2 separate regions of the Homo sapiens genome follow, and region 2 is linked to region 1. A link is an interaction called in ENCODE POLR2A ChIA-PET data of the cell type or tissue named here. Cell type or tissue: PC-9. All regions are shown on one strand. Links, peaks and the distances in the headings refer to the core of each region. The heading gives the core; the rest is flanking DNA.

Region 1 (7,629 bases), core at 843-5,842:
AATAAATAACCAGAACACCCAATAATGGGTACGAATGCTCAAATAATGTGAGCATGATGCAGTTACTTGAGTCATTCTTCACTGGATTCCTGTGACATAAAAGGAAGTCCTGTGATTGGTGTCTGGAAGTCCTGTAAGTGCCTCCCAGCCCCTGGCTCTTCAGTCAACACATGTTTATTTGTCACTTTAATGGAGCAATAAAATATCTAGTCCTGGGTCTGGTGATTACACAAGTAGGGACTTCAAATGTGTCAGTATATTATCTGAATTACTTTAATATTTTTGTACACAATTCTGAGGAGTACAAACAGATACAAAACTTTTATGGTACCAAGTGAAGTAGTCCAGTACCATGTCTTTTAGGTTAACCGAAATCCCAGGTATAACATTAAAAATTATATTCAGATATCATGAAATATGTGGGGGTATTTCTTGCCCTTACAGTTAACAAGAAATGAAGAGTCATTTTGCTGTGCCCTTGCCTGGGAGAACTAAAAGGTTATTTCTTGCCTTCATATGCCACAAAAGTCTGTTTCACAGACTGGAAGGAATAAGCATCTTTACTTTAAACAACCTGCTTCCAGTTTTGTGTGGCTGTTGATATTATAGAACCAGTGGCAGAGGCCAAGGCAGGAAAATGGGCTGGGTTACTTATAACTCTTTGAATGTGGACACATCAGCTTGCGGGAAGGAAACTATTTAAAATGGGGCTTAGGGAAAGGGGGAAAAAAATCCCCTTTTCCCATATGAGATTCTTCCACGGTGTTGTCATGCAATCTTGAAAACCTCCATAGAACAGTAGATCACTCTCATTGGATATATGCAAATTTTCTGAGACCCAGTGGTTTCCTGCCAGGAAAAACTTATAATAACAGAGCAAGAATGCAATTTGAGCCCTTGCTTTCTGAAATCCCTGAAAGAACAGACTCATTCTTGACAGGGCAATTTCAGCCCTTGACATTCCAGGAAATAGCTCCATAATGTCATTTGGGCTGGGCTTGTAACCAGTCCTAAGATGTGGAGACACAAATGCAGCATGTAAGATTTCAAATATCAGTTCAGGGACCATTCTTGATTTTCACAGGGAGTTTAACAACAAAAACCACCAACAGAAGAAAACACAAGCAAGACATCCTAATTAAATTTAACATTGTCACTACTAATTAAACCCAATATAGGAAGAGGAAGGGTTTCTGCCAAGAAATTACAGACACATCCTGAAGCCTATTTCCTTTCCATTTCCTAGGTACTGGGTCCATGCCATAACCAGGATGTGACACCCAAACAAGACTGTATTTTGATCATTAATATATACGCATAAGTTAACCCCACCCTGGGGCCTCAAAGGCCTTTATGAGATGTGCTGGTCTTCGCATTTCGATGTGTTTCATTTTCTCTGGGTTCAGTACAGTTGAAAAAGGTTATGAGACTCAGGTTAAAAGTCAGGAAACGGATCAGGGCCCTATACTATGACATCATTTTCTTGCAATGCAATGAAGCAATGACATTTCCTGGAGGAAAAATTATTAGAGATGACAGGCAGCCTCAGTTATCTCCAATATTTGGAGTGGAAGGTGTCAAGCCTGCAAGCCTCCAGCTCCAGCCTCCTTCCCTGCTCTTCCTTGGCTGGGCCTTCTCAAAGGTGAAGCGAGAGAGAAAGAGAGAGCGAGAGACCAAGCCCACTTCCATTTTTTTTAATAGTCCTGGTATATTTTTAAATGAAGATATGCTAAAACTTAGTTATAAAAACTGTGTGATTTTTCATTATTAAAGCAATTAACACTCTACAACAAAAAATATGTGTAATATAAGCTTGCAATTTACAAAATAGTTTCCAGATTTATTTTTTAAAGTGACATCTAGGCAGAGCTACCTGGTATGACTGTGCAGGTCGACCAAGGGGAAGAGCGGGGATTAAAATCTGGTTCACAATTGCCAAACCTGGTGCAGGGCTGTATCTGCCTTTTTCTGATTCACACAAATGTTACACCACAAGTGATAGGTTGTCTTACAATAGGGCATAGGTTTAAGTGAACGATGAACCAGTTTCGTGCTTTCAATCTTAAGTATCTCTCTGACTGTAGGAATAACATATCTTGGGGGTATCTCCAGAAGTATAAATTTAGGGAGCTGCCTAATTGTGAGTCCTGGGACAAATGAGCCTCCTGGCAGGTCACCCCAGGCACATAGGGAATCTTTTCAGATTTACAAAAAGGTGGTGTTGATGAGACAACACAGGCTGTGTGAAACACGTGGTTTGGAGAACAGGAGCCCTGGGCTAGGTTTCAGCCTGGCCAGGTGCTTTTGTGCAAATTGTACAATTGTAGTGACACTACTGGCCTCCCATATGGTAGACCTTGACCTGGACTCCACATGCAGACGGACCTGCTCCAGCTCTTAAAAACCAGTTTAGAGACCTGAATCGAAGCCAGAAGAGTTTAAGGGCTTAAGTCAACACACTGAGACTCCACATCAAACCACTCTTGCTTCTCCATCTCTGCCTTTATGACTGGGTTTAGATAACTGGGCTTCTGCTACATACCTCTGTTCCAGTGTCTGGGTGCCCGATGAGTAATGCCCGAAACTGGGTGTCTAGTCCACTTACCATGCCCCTTCTGGGGACTGCAGGAATGTTCCATAAACAACAAACTGAGGGCTCCAGCCTTTGGACTCTTTTTTCTTCTACTTGTCCTCCCACTTGGATTCTCCTGGGAGTTAGCAGAATCCATCAAGCAATAACTGCAAACATGATAGAAGAGAACAACTCCTTAATACTTTTTTTCCATTTCAAAACAAACTACTAAGACACTTTTACTTCAGTGAACGAGAGCAAGCAGGGGTGAGAAGTTTCTATTGCAAAAAAAAAAAAATCAAAGTTATGACTTCAGAAATGTAAATTCCTAGTATCCTTGATAGATTTATATATCTAAGCAATGTTTCTAGATATTGTCCTAGGTTTGCCAAACAGATTTAAGCTCTCTATGGCAGTTGAGTGGCTAGGTGTCAGCCCTCACGAATCAAGAGTGCTTCTATAAATCATTTCACAGTAATTGGATGGGACTTGCAGTGACAAATATGCTCTTTCCTGGAGAAATTAGCGAATATCTGAAAGGCTTATATATTTCCCCAAGATTAGTCAAAACACAAGCCTAGTCGTCACACCTTTCCCTCATTATCCTGTGGTTGTTTTCTTAAATGTTGTGCGTCTTCATAAATGAGTCACTCTTTCCAAGATCTGTCAAAAGTATCAGTGGTTATAAGGCTGGGAAGCATACCAACCCTAGAAAGAAGTACAGAACTTTCAGTTATAGGCAAGAATGTAAAATGTCCAGAATTACTAGCGTTTTATTACTTTGCCAAATTTGCATTCTTACACCATTGAATCATTCCTTTTTAAGGATTCTTTTTCCTATAGTTAAACCTAGGAGGGAGAAAAAGGTATTTATTTTGCATGATATATTCGTATAGTTACAAAATCTGGAGCCTGTATTTTTTACCATTTGAATAATGCTTCTGCTTGCCCATACATGTTGAAAGTGTTGTTTAACTTAAATATACAGATCAGACTTAGTTTAAGAATCTACCCTTTCACCTTGCTCTAGGCAAGGAGAAAGATCAAAACTTCCTATATTTTTAAAGATGACCCGGTCTTTGTTTTGAACACTTCTCACATCTCCTGTTTGTAGAAGCTCCTGCAAAGACTGCATTGTTTTTCTATTCTATAAATCTATTTCTTAAAAATAAGACTTGCATTGCTCATTCGACATCCTAGAAGATATAATTTACCTATGAGGATAGAGTCTTTATGATGATTTTTTTAAATCATAGCATTAAAAAAATAGATATTTTCAATAGAAAAGGTTGTCAGAATTGGTAGGTGAAGAAAGGTATTCATAATTGATATGTTACAATGATAAAACTGATTTAGAAAAACGAAAAAATTTATGTTATCAATTCTGCCTTGAAATACTCAAGTGACCAAAATATTTTATATATTTTATTTTTACTTTAAAGTGACCCTAATTTATTAATTCATTCATTTTTTTCTTAGGTTGCAATAGAATATAAAATAATTCTAATTTCACTTAGTTCATTAATTTATTAAAAATTAAGAATATGCATGCCAGGTGCAGTGGCTCATGCCTGTAATCCCAGCACTTTGAGAGGCCGAAGTGGGTGGATTACCTGAAGTCATGAGTTCTAGACCAGCCTGGCCAACATGGTGAAGACCTATCTCTACTAAAAATATAAAAATTAGCCAAGCACAGTGGCAGGCGCCTGTATTCCCAGCTACTCGGGAGGCTGAGGCAGGAGAATCACTTGAAACTGGGAGGCAGAGGTTGTAGTGAGCCGAGATTGCACCACTGCACTCCAGCCTGGGCAACAAAAGCAAAACTCTGTCTCAAAAAAAAAAAAAAGAAAAAAAAAAAAAGAATATGCAGGATGCCAGCCAGGGGTCAAGATGCAATGAATTGGGAAATGAAATCTCCCAGTCCACAAAATAAAGATAATATTAAAGTAAACATAACAAAGACGTTTGAACAGGTTAAATACTTACCAGGATAAGGACTGAAAAGCAAATCATTTTACTTTTTTGGGTTTCCATTCTCTCACCCATAAAACAAAGGAGTCAATTAATTGAATGTAGAAAATTCTGGGACTAAAAGAAATATGTGTGAGTGTTTCAAGTGAATTTAATGTGTACGAGCTTTCACATGCTTTGTTTGGCAAATTTCATCAGGAAAATATGCTCAAAGTTGAATTATGATTTCAGATATGGAGATGGACAATATCATAGACATAGTGAAAAACAGGAGGAAAAATATGGAGCTTGGCCATAAACAGGAGAGAATGTCTAAATGGAATGGATGGCCTGGGCGGGAGGGAGCCACAGCAGAGAGCTGCAAAGCGAGATTGGGCTGAGTGCACGGCAAAGCTCAGATCAATCAATCAACAAGGATTTTATTCTACTCAGGTTACTTTATTTGTTAAGGGATTCTTAAGGGGGTGCCTGAGATAACAAAGCCAAGGATTATAAACTGTGCTAAGTATAATAGATTGCAAAAATATCCTAGCATCTAGCTTTGTAAGACTAGCAGAGGAAGGACATCTATAACTAGAGAGTGCTTAGGAAATATTTTAAGAATGTTCTGAGGTTCCACTTAAACAATGGGTCTTGGCTGAGGTTTAGAAACAGCAGTTGCAGGCAGCAGGGGAATGGTAACCAAAATGAAGTTATTCTCTTTGAACAACCAACACTTGGGAAGGGGACTAAACTGTTGCAAAGAAGCACTTTGGCTGTACACCAAGGAAGAATCTTCACATGTTCTCAAGATATAAACAACACTTTGGTATAGTAAGATTTCCCACAAGACTCATTTCTCTCAGAGATATAAAAGTGAGGAAAACATGTGATGCTCTGGAGTGCTATGTCTCTTATGCAATGAGATCTTGGTCAAGTCCAGTGCATTGCCCTTTCTGCTTTGCCTGCCAGGAAGCTGGCAACAGAATTTAGATTTAAATCTAGGACGTACACTAAAAGGTCTAACCTTGTCTTTTATGTTTAAATTACTGCTTTGTCTTTTGCTCTTATCTTGAAAATTTTGCTGTATTTGTATCTGTCATTATATGCCACCTCATTCATTCATCTAGTTCAAAGATATTTACTGAGGACTTACTTTGTATGAGACACATCAAGTTCTTTTAGAAGACAGACAGAATGTGGCTCTGGACTGGCAGGCAGGAGACCTGAGCTTTAATATCAACTCTGTTTCTGACTTGTGCTGTGTTTCGGTCTTAGGGCTTGATGTTTATACTCGGAATACAGTTCAGGCATTTTCCAGATGAACAAAGGCTCTGGGGCATATAGGTGGTTTTCCTAGTAACTCACCCCATCTTCCTCTCTTTTGAGAATGGATTTTTCCCCCAAGGGTCTTTGATCCTACAGCTGCAGACATTCTGGCACCAGGGAGCCTTAAAGGTCAAGGACTGAAGACACACAGAGGTCAATGAAATCAGGGGACATCTTAGTAACTGCTGAGAACCTGTGGGGGAGAGCACTACGGCTTCCAAGATGAATGAATGATGTCATTGGTGGTATAAATAAGCGTGCACTTGCTAAGCTCTGACAGGAATCCAACAGGTGTGTTCTGGAACAGTGCAAACAGAAGAGACCCTTCAAAGAAAAACAGCCAGAAAACTGCTTCCTTTCACCTGTGAGGTCTTCTTTTTGATTGCAGGCTCCCAAAGATTGAGCACCATGGGGTACAAAGGCAAGCGTGTGCACTTGAGCCTGTTTTCTCATCTGTGCAATAGGGGAGTTGGATCCACTACTGTAATCTTCTAGCCCCTCTGACTCTAATTGTCTATGATTTGATGACTATCAGTTTTCTTTTCAGCCTTCTGGCTCTACCACTCCACCCAGAGAGTTGCCCTTACCATCCTCTTCAAATACAATAAAAAACAATATGCAAATAAAGACAGTGAAAACACTTGTATAATGGCAATTCTAAAGGACAAGATTGAGTCCTACTTAAGTATTACTGAGTTATGTCAAAGACTTGCTGGATAGCTGGATGTGGTTATTACTTCCCAAAATATATCCCTTCCTTCAGAGCATATCCAAATCCATAACAAACTATGTTTACACAATTCTGCTATGTATGCATATATGAACCCATATTCCCATATTGCTTAGCACAGTGATATGTATCTAATAAATGTGAGAGTATCTGAGTAACTTTCGAATCTAAGAACCATCAAATATTTTTATTTTACCTCAGTAATTTATATGTAAAACAAATATCTGGGAGAATAAAGGCGCAAATACAGAGAAGGCACAATTCCTGCCCCAAAGAGTTTATTGATTTAGTGGAAGTGCATAAAAATGTAACCAGAATTGTGTAAAAAATACCTAGTAGGTTCAGTGGCATTTAAAATATGCACATATGAAATGCTACAAGCTTATTTACAGTGAATATTAATATTGGACACCACCCACGACATTAAGTGCTGAGTATACAAAAAGTAGCAAATGGCCCTGCACTTGATGGCCCTGTAATCTTCAAAATGATATACAGCTGTGCCTCAGTAAGGGGGCAGGATTGGGACCCCACATATACCAAAATCTGAAGATGCTCAGGTTCTTTATATAAAAGTAGTATTTGCGTATAACCTAGGTACATCCTCCTTTGTACTTTAAATCATCTCTAGGTTACTTACAATACTTAATGCAATGTAAATGCAATGTAAATAATTGTTATACTATATTATTTCTGTCATTTTTAATCGTTGTATTTTTTTATTTGCTTTAAAAAATATTTTGATCTGTCGTTGATTGAATCCATGAAAGCGGAACCCCTGGATAGGGAGGGCCAAGTATACATGATTCATTCATTCCTTCAATCTCCAAACAAGTATTGAGCGCTTACTGTGTGGAAAACACTGTGATAGGCACTTTGCAGGACCAAGGCCTACTTAATACACAGTTCCTGTCTTCAAGGATTTTAAATGCAGTAGGAGTGAAGAAACAGACAGCAAAGCAGAATTGAAAAGATGTATCAGTAAAGAGCTATAGAGAACACTCTGAGGTTAGAGTAATTATGCCCTGGGATCAGGAAAGCCTTCACA
Region 2 (7,629 bases), core at 1,486-6,485, 780 kb after region 1:
AAAGAGAATCATCTGAAACTTAGAGTAATAGAGGAGAACCAAGGCTTGCAAATGAATAGCTGATGTTAGTTAGCTAAGCAGTAAGTGGTAAGAAAGGCCTAGATAAAGGGTTGCACAAGCTCAGAGAAGAAAGGAATTACCTCTGTCTGGGGATGAAATCCAGTAAGGTGTCTGGCCCTCAATTACATCTTAGATGATGTCCCATCATAGGTATGGCTAACAAGGAAAAGGGCTGGAACTAAGGTGCAAGTATTGGAAAGTGGTTTGTTTTTGTTGTTGTTGTTGTTCTGTTTTTTTTGTTTTTTTGTTTTTTTGTTTTTTTTTTTTTTTGAGACAGAGTCTCCCTTTGTTGCCAGGCTGGAGTGCAATGGCGCGATCTTGGCTCACTGCAACCTCCGACTCCCTGGTTCAAGCGATTTTCCTGCCTCAGTCTCCTGAGTAGCTGGGATTACAGGCACATGCCACCACGCCCAGCTAATTTTTGTATTTTTAGTAAAGACAAGGTTTCACTGTGCTGGCTAGGATGGTCTCGATCTCCTGACCTCATGATCCTCCCGCCTTGGCCTCCCAAAGTGCTGGGATTACAGGCGTGAGCCACCGTGCCCGGCCTGGAAAGTGTTTTAACTCAAAACACCTATGGGTAGGTAAGGTATACAAGCAAAATGGAGGCAAGAGGAGCATGGCAATAACAGGCTCAATCTAAAGGAGGCATGCGCAGCACAGAAGTCTGCAGCATATAATCCAGAGCCAGAGCACCTGGGCTAAAATCCCAGCTCCCTCACTTACCAGCACTGGGCCCCTGGGCAAATGACCAAACCTCTCTGTACCTCAATCTCCCATCCACAAAATGGAAGTAATTATACACATGACCTCAAAAGATTGTTGTGAAGACTGAAAACTAAGGCACCTAGAACAGTGCCTGTCACATAAGAAGCCCTTTATGAGTCAGTTATCACTGATATTACACCTCTGCTCCAGAAGATCATTGCGTAAAAAAGTGAGCCCAGCGACAGATATTCCAATGTTTCTAGGGAAGCTGAGACTATCGTTTTTCCTATTATGCACATTTGTTATTAGTTCCACATGGATTATCAAGTCCTGAAATTGTTGCAGGTTAAAAAAGATGTACAACAGTGATCTTTAAAAAGCTTATTTGTATGGTCATATTGAAGGGGAAGGAGGCAGCTGGGGAAGAACCAGCAGCACACTGATAACCCATACACATCAATGACTTCGCATCTGGTCAAGTTTCAACATGAACCAGCAACATTAACACTTAAAGCATCGATTCTAACTCACTACCTGATTCGTTCTTCACATTCAAAGGTTTGTATTCTATGTCAGTGACTCTCCAATTTTTCCACTACGGTCACTTCATTCAGTCCATCAGCTTTTTAATTCTCTTTATATTTTGCTCTAATTGTGTCTATTATAAGAAAAAATCTATAATCTCATGGAACATTTATTTATCTGCATGAAAATATGAGAATTTAATTAAAATATTAATGTTTAATGTTCAATTAAGAGATGGACCTTAAAGTAGAGGTATGGAACCAAGCCTAGGAGAGAAAAGACAGAGGCTGTCCAAAGAGACTGCCTGGACGCAGTACCAGCTGAGGTGAATTGAGTTTTAATGAAGTAAAGATTCAGATTCACTCAAGTAACCTGAAAGTAACAAAGTTTCCTGAAACCTCTTTAGAAGTAGCTGGGAAATCCAGGAACACACAGAATTGTGTTAAGGGCCCTGTGAGCTGCAAATTACCCTGTCTTGGCTAGCTGAAGTAATCTAGAACAGTTCTAGAGGTCTTAAAACTTGCCTCCATAACCATTCCAGGATCTAGGGGAAGAATTCCACCTAAGGAGATGGAAGGGGAATAAGGGTACTCATTACGCCTCAGTGGAACCGGACAGTAAAATCTGGTGGCGCACTGGCTCTGTACCCAGGTAGTTGGTTCATGTTGAAACTTGACCAGATGCTAAGTTATTTATGTGTATGGAGTATCAGTATGCTACTGGTTCTTCCCTAGCCTCCTGCTTCCCCTTTGATACATGATCAGAAGGCTGGAGAAGGAGAGAGAGTTGGGGAAAGGCAAACAGATGTTTCTGGTCACAGGGCGGTGTTCACGCTTTAGTCCTCTGCCCACCGCCCTGACCTAGTAAGAACAGAAAGAGAACCCACAAGGTATCAAAGTCCGCTTTCCTATTCTCAACTAGAATACAAGGTCAAAAACATATCTTCACTTGCTGAGGCCTGGATCTCTACTCCAACCCAACTCTGATCAAAGCACAGCGCTGAGCACCATTTCTGGGAGGATTTAGGCCACATGGTAAATTCCACCAGAGAGGGAAAGTTAATTTGCTCAGGTAAAGTTGAATAAAATTAAAAAATGGAAGCTTCAGAAACACCCTCACTTAAAGAGCTGGTGAGCAGGACAGGAAAAACCAATCAATAAAAGACAAAAAAGAACAAGAGAGGGAGTGAGAAAAAGAGAGAAAAGGGACAAATCGTTAGTGTGGCAACAGAAACAAGAAACTGGAGATATTAAGGGGGAAGAGATTTCAAGAAGGCAGGTTGTCAAATGTCTGCAGAGAGGCCAAGTAGATCATTGGTGTTGGCTATGGGTTCACTGGTGAACCTATTAAGGACAGTTTCATCCAAGATATGGGGCTGAAAATCATATTGTAATGGGTTGCAAAGTGAGCAGGAGTTGAAGAAAGAGAGAGAGTAAATGCAGGCAGATTACGTTCACTGTTTGTAGACATAAGGAAGGCACTAGAACAGTTGGGAGAGACTTGAACGTGCTTCTTGGGAAAGAGCTTGTCAAGAGAGAGACAAAGTTACAGAAGTAAAAGGAATTGAGTGAATTGAGATCCTAGAGGAAGGAGGACATAGGATCTGGAAAGCAGATGGAAGGGAGAATTCATAACAGGTAATTTATAGACGGCAAGGAGGCAAAGTGAGAAGATATATCTCTAAATAGAATTTGATTTCTGTGGATGTCAGTTCTGTCTTTGTCCTAAAGAAGATAGTGACTTTTTGGCTGGGCGCAGTGGCTCAGGCCTGTAATCCCAGCACTTTGGGAGGCCGAGGCAGGTGCATCATGAGGTCAGGAGATCAAGATCATCCTGGCCAACATGGTGAAACCCTGTCTGTACTAAAAAATACAAAAATTAGCCTGGCGTGGTGATGCGCGCCTGTAATCCCAGCTACTCGGGAGGCTGACGCAGGAGAATTGCTTGACACCGGGAGGCAGAGACTTGCAGTGAGCCAATATTGCACCACTGCACTCCAGCCTGGCAACAGAGTGAGACTCCGGCCAAAAAAAAAGACAGTGACTTTTCAAAGACTGCCCTCTTTGAAGGTAACCCATTGCAATCTGGCTTCAGCCCCATATGTCTGATGAAACTATCCATTAGGCTCACCAATGAACCCCTGACCCCAATGCCAATGCCGATGCCAATGACCCACTTGGCCTCACTGCAGACATTTGACAACTTGTGCTTTCTTGAAACTTTCTTCCCTCTTCTCCAGTTTCTTGTTTTTCTTGCCACACTAACAGTTCATCCCCCACTCCCCCCATTTTTATTTTCTTTTTGTCTTTTATTGATTGGTTCTTACACTCCTGACCACTGGCCCTTTAAATGATGATGTTCTCAAAAGTTCCATTTTTTATTTCATTCGACTTCACAATTCCTTCTTTCCTTGAGCAAGCCAATGTACTATCATGGCAAATAGGAAGTATTTACCAGCAGCCTACTAAATTCAAAGCCTATGACCTGTATTCATATACTGATTTCTAGTCCTTGATCTATCTTTCTCAAGCTTCCATACATATTTCCAAACATCTCCAGGATCTAGCCTACAAGCTCCTCAAAATTAATATGGCCTACTCTCCCTTCTCCACCCCTAGAGCAATTAACGACACAAATTCTCAATTATCTAACCATAAGTCTAACTTCTAAGCTAGAAACCTTACTATTGTCCTCAGCTTCTTCTCTCACATGATTTCCAATCACCTCATCAAACCCTATTAACTCCACCTGCCAACGTTTTCTGACCAAGTTCTACCCCAGCTCCACCCCCGCTCTCGTTGCTGCCTTGGCTAAGATGCTCATTATTTTCTGCACTTGCCTGCTAACTTGAATTCTAGATAACAGTCTTTCTCTATAACTTGCTGCATACTGCTGTCAGAGTTTCTACCCTGAAAGGCTGATCACATTACCTGCCTGCTTAAAAACTTCTGCTGACTTCCTGTTTCTTACAGGAAAAAAAGAAAAATCTAAAGTTGGCATTCCAGTCTGGTCCCACTCTACATTGGAACCTCATTTCTCACCACCCTACCCCTTGCAGTCAAGCATAACTTGCCTAACATTTTTCATTTTTTTAACCTGCCATTCTCTTTGGCAATGCCCTTCACTGGTATGCTGAAACCAGCTCTTGCTGGGTCTCACAAACCAAATGATAAATCTACAGGAATTTTGCAAGTCAGTTTGTCAGAGGTATGTGACCCAGAGCATCTCTGTCTTGAATAGGGGCTGGGTAAAATGAGGCTGAGACCTACTGGGCTGCATTCTCAGATGGTTAAGGCATTCTAAGTCACAGGATGAGACAGGAGGTCAGCACAAAACACAGGTCATAGAGACCTTGCTGATAAAACAGGTTGCAGTAAAGTAGCCGGATAAAACCCATCAAAACCAAGATGGCAATGAGAGTGACCTCTGGTGGTCCTCACTGCTACACTCCCACCAGCACCATGACAGTTTACAAATGCCACCGCAACATCAGGAAGTTACCCTGTATAATCTAAAAGGGGAGGCATGAATAATCTACCCTTGTTTAGCGCATAAGAAATAACCATAAAAATGGGCACCTGCTCAGGTTCCAGACCTTTGGTGGATCGCCATCTGGCTAGGGATTTTTCCTGTACCTGTCCTTCTTCCCTTATTTCTTTTACTCAGAATTATTTTTGTAGAGGAAACCTTTTGTCCCACATGAGGGCATGCATGGACCTAAAGGGTTCTATGTGGAGCACAGTGGCACCCTCTACACATAGCAAAGTATTGGACGGAATTATTAAGCCAACCTGTAAAGCACAAAATAAGTAGGCAATAGTAGGGTTCTCTCATTAGATTGCACAATTATAAAATTTCCAATTGTTTCCTCAAATATCCAGGAATTTCATGACAAGCTACAAAGCAAACCTAAGGAGAACCTTACTGCCACTACATAACAAAATCTAGCTCAGAGAAATAAAAGAGCTCACAGACGGATTTAACACTCTAACCCTGTCACCCTAAAACATTTGGTTTTTTTCCTCCCAGAAAACCTCTAGGGCTGCAGTTCAGTCTCAGGAAGGGCAAAAAGGATAAGGTTGTCTCTTTCCAATTCCAAAACTTTTTTTTTTTTTTTTTTTTTTTTTTTTTACTATCAACACAGAAAACAAGTAGTTTCCATATTGCCAAAATACTGGCTTAGCTCCAAAATCCTCCTATAGTCTACAGGATATGTCAAGGGCAGTAGCTCACGTGTGCTGACGTTTGCTCTCTGCTAGTCACTGTTCTCATTGTCAAGGAATCTCAGACCACGGGGGGTCAGTGAATCACCCAAGGTCACTCAGGCAGTAAATGGTGAACTGGATTTGAACCCAAGCATTCTGGCTCCAAAACCCTCAACCATCACCCTCTATTGCCATTCATGAGTGTAGGAGTTTGGTCAGGGTGGTGGGAAAAATTATAGAAGTTATAGAGAAAGACAAAAACCTTCTTGGAAGGCTGGGAGGTTTTGCAAAAGCTTTGAAAGATAATTTGGCTGAAGGCAGCCAAATTCTTTTATCGGGAGGCTGAGAGCAAAAGGCAGATTAACAAGCAAGTATAAAGGAATTGATCTGGTTAAGTTAGTTTACTTGGGCCTCAGAACCTGGCCTTTAATCATCTGTGCACAGGACTGCTCTCTCCAGGGGGACAACCATGTTAATTACTCACAAGATGTGTTGACTCAAAGTCATTAAATCTGTACTAAATAAATGCCTGTAGCACCAGCTTGTCAGGGCTGTGGCTGCTGACTCTTTATAGCACCCTCCTTGGTGTCTGTGAGTGGCCCGGTCCCCTAGCTGTGCAGCCAGGCAAAAAACCTGTGTCTGCACACATTTTTTCATCCGTTGCTCAGCCAGGGTCTGTGGGCCAGACCTGGCACATAAGTACATTTATTCTCAAACCTACATCATAAAACTAGAAGATTTTACATCTTAAATTAACATATAGCTTCACATATTTACCCAAAGGGAAACTAAGGCCCAGAAAGGATTTGTAACTCTCCTGGGCTCAGTGACTATGGCAGCATAGCTCTATGCTTGACCACTCTGGATCAAACAGCCACCCCCATCTTTCCCCTTTCCTTCAGCTCTTCCTCAACAGCACATCACTCTCTTGAGCCTTCCCTGGTAATAATACAGGAGTTATTAAAAAATAATTTTTAGGCAGATAGAGAGGAGTTCTTGGTAAGGCTTTTTCTTTTAATAAAAGCAACCCCTGAAGCATTTCTTTTTTTTTTTTTATACTTTAAGTTCTAGGGTACATGTGCACAACGTGCAAGTTTGTTACATATGTATACATGTGCCATGTTGGTGTGCTGCACCCATTAACTCGACATTTACATTAGGTGTTTCTCCTAATGCTATCCCTCCCCCCTCCCCACGACAGGCCCCAGTGTGTGATGCTCCCCACCCTGTGTCCAAGTGTGCTCATTGTTCAATTCCCATCTATGAGTGAGAACATGCAGTGTTTGGTTTTCTGTCCTTGCAACAGTTTGCTCAGAATGATGGTTTCCAGCTTCATCCATGTCCCTACAAAGGACATGAACTCATCATTTTTTATGGCTGCATAGTATTCCATGGTGTATATGCGCCACATTTTCTTAATCCAGTCTATCATTGATGGACATTTGGGTTGGTTCCAAGTCTTTGCTATTGTGAATAGTGCCACAATAAACATACATGTGCATGTGTCTTTATAGTAGCATGATTTATAATCCTTTGGGTATATACGCAGTAATGGGATTGCTGGGTCAAATGGTATTTCTAGTTCTAGATCCTTGAGGAATTGCCACACTGTCTTCCACAATGGTTGAACTAGTTTACACTTCCACCCACAGTGTAAAAGCATTCTTATTTCTCCACATCCTCTCCAGCACCTGTTGTTTCCTGACTTTGTGATGATTGCCATTCTAACTGGTGTGAGATGGTATCTCATTGTGGTTTTGATTTGCATTTCTCTGATGGCCAGTGATGATGAGCATTTTTTCCTGTGTCTGTTGGCTGCATAAATGTCTTACTGTGAGAAGTGTCTGTTGATATCCTTCACCCACTTTTTGATGGGATTGATTTTTTCTTGTAAATTTGTTTAAGTTCTTTGTAGATTCTGGATATTAGCCCTTTGTCAGATGGGAAGATTGTAAAAATTTTCTCCCATTCTGTAGGCTGCCTGTTCACTTTGATGGTAGTTTCTTTTGCTGTGCAGAAGCTCTTTAGTTTAATTAGATCCCATTTGTCTATTTTGGCTTTTGCTGCTATTGCTTTTGGTGTTTTAGTCATGAAGCCCTTGCCCATGCCTATGTCCCTGAATGGTATTGCC

What was found. ChIA-PET counts read pairs that join two places held together with the same protein. Peaks named below come from ENCODE experiments on the same cell type or tissue, not always from the same donor. Only the 100,000 strongest peaks of a DNase experiment are listed, where the experiment ranks them.
Region 2: POLR2A ChIA-PET joins it to region 1 with 5 read pairs; 1 of 35 experiments calls an interaction of 5 or more read pairs at or near these places.

What each region holds. Positions count from the first base shown.
Region 1 is chr3:171,873,658-171,881,286 of GRCh38, forward strand. It overlaps TMEM212-AS1 (TMEM212 antisense RNA 1), which reads right to left. Exons shown (of 3, transcript NR_046852.1): 3 at 2,695-2,739. Among named protein-coding and RNA genes, the nearest start is that of TMEM212-AS1, 23 kb to the right of the region's middle. In PC-9, for the core only: no CTCF peak of the experiment used is centred there; DNase peaks (open chromatin) are centred at 904 and 3,234; H3K27ac peaks cover 516 bases.
Region 2 is chr3:172,653,446-172,661,074 of GRCh38, forward strand. The region is part of intron 1 of NCEH1 (neutral cholesterol ester hydrolase 1); the gene reads right to left. Among named protein-coding and RNA genes, the nearest start is that of NCEH1, 54 kb to the right of the region's middle. In PC-9, for the core only: no CTCF peak of the experiment used is centred there; DNase peaks (open chromatin) are centred at 4,396, 5,556 and 5,976; H3K27ac peaks cover 2,253 bases.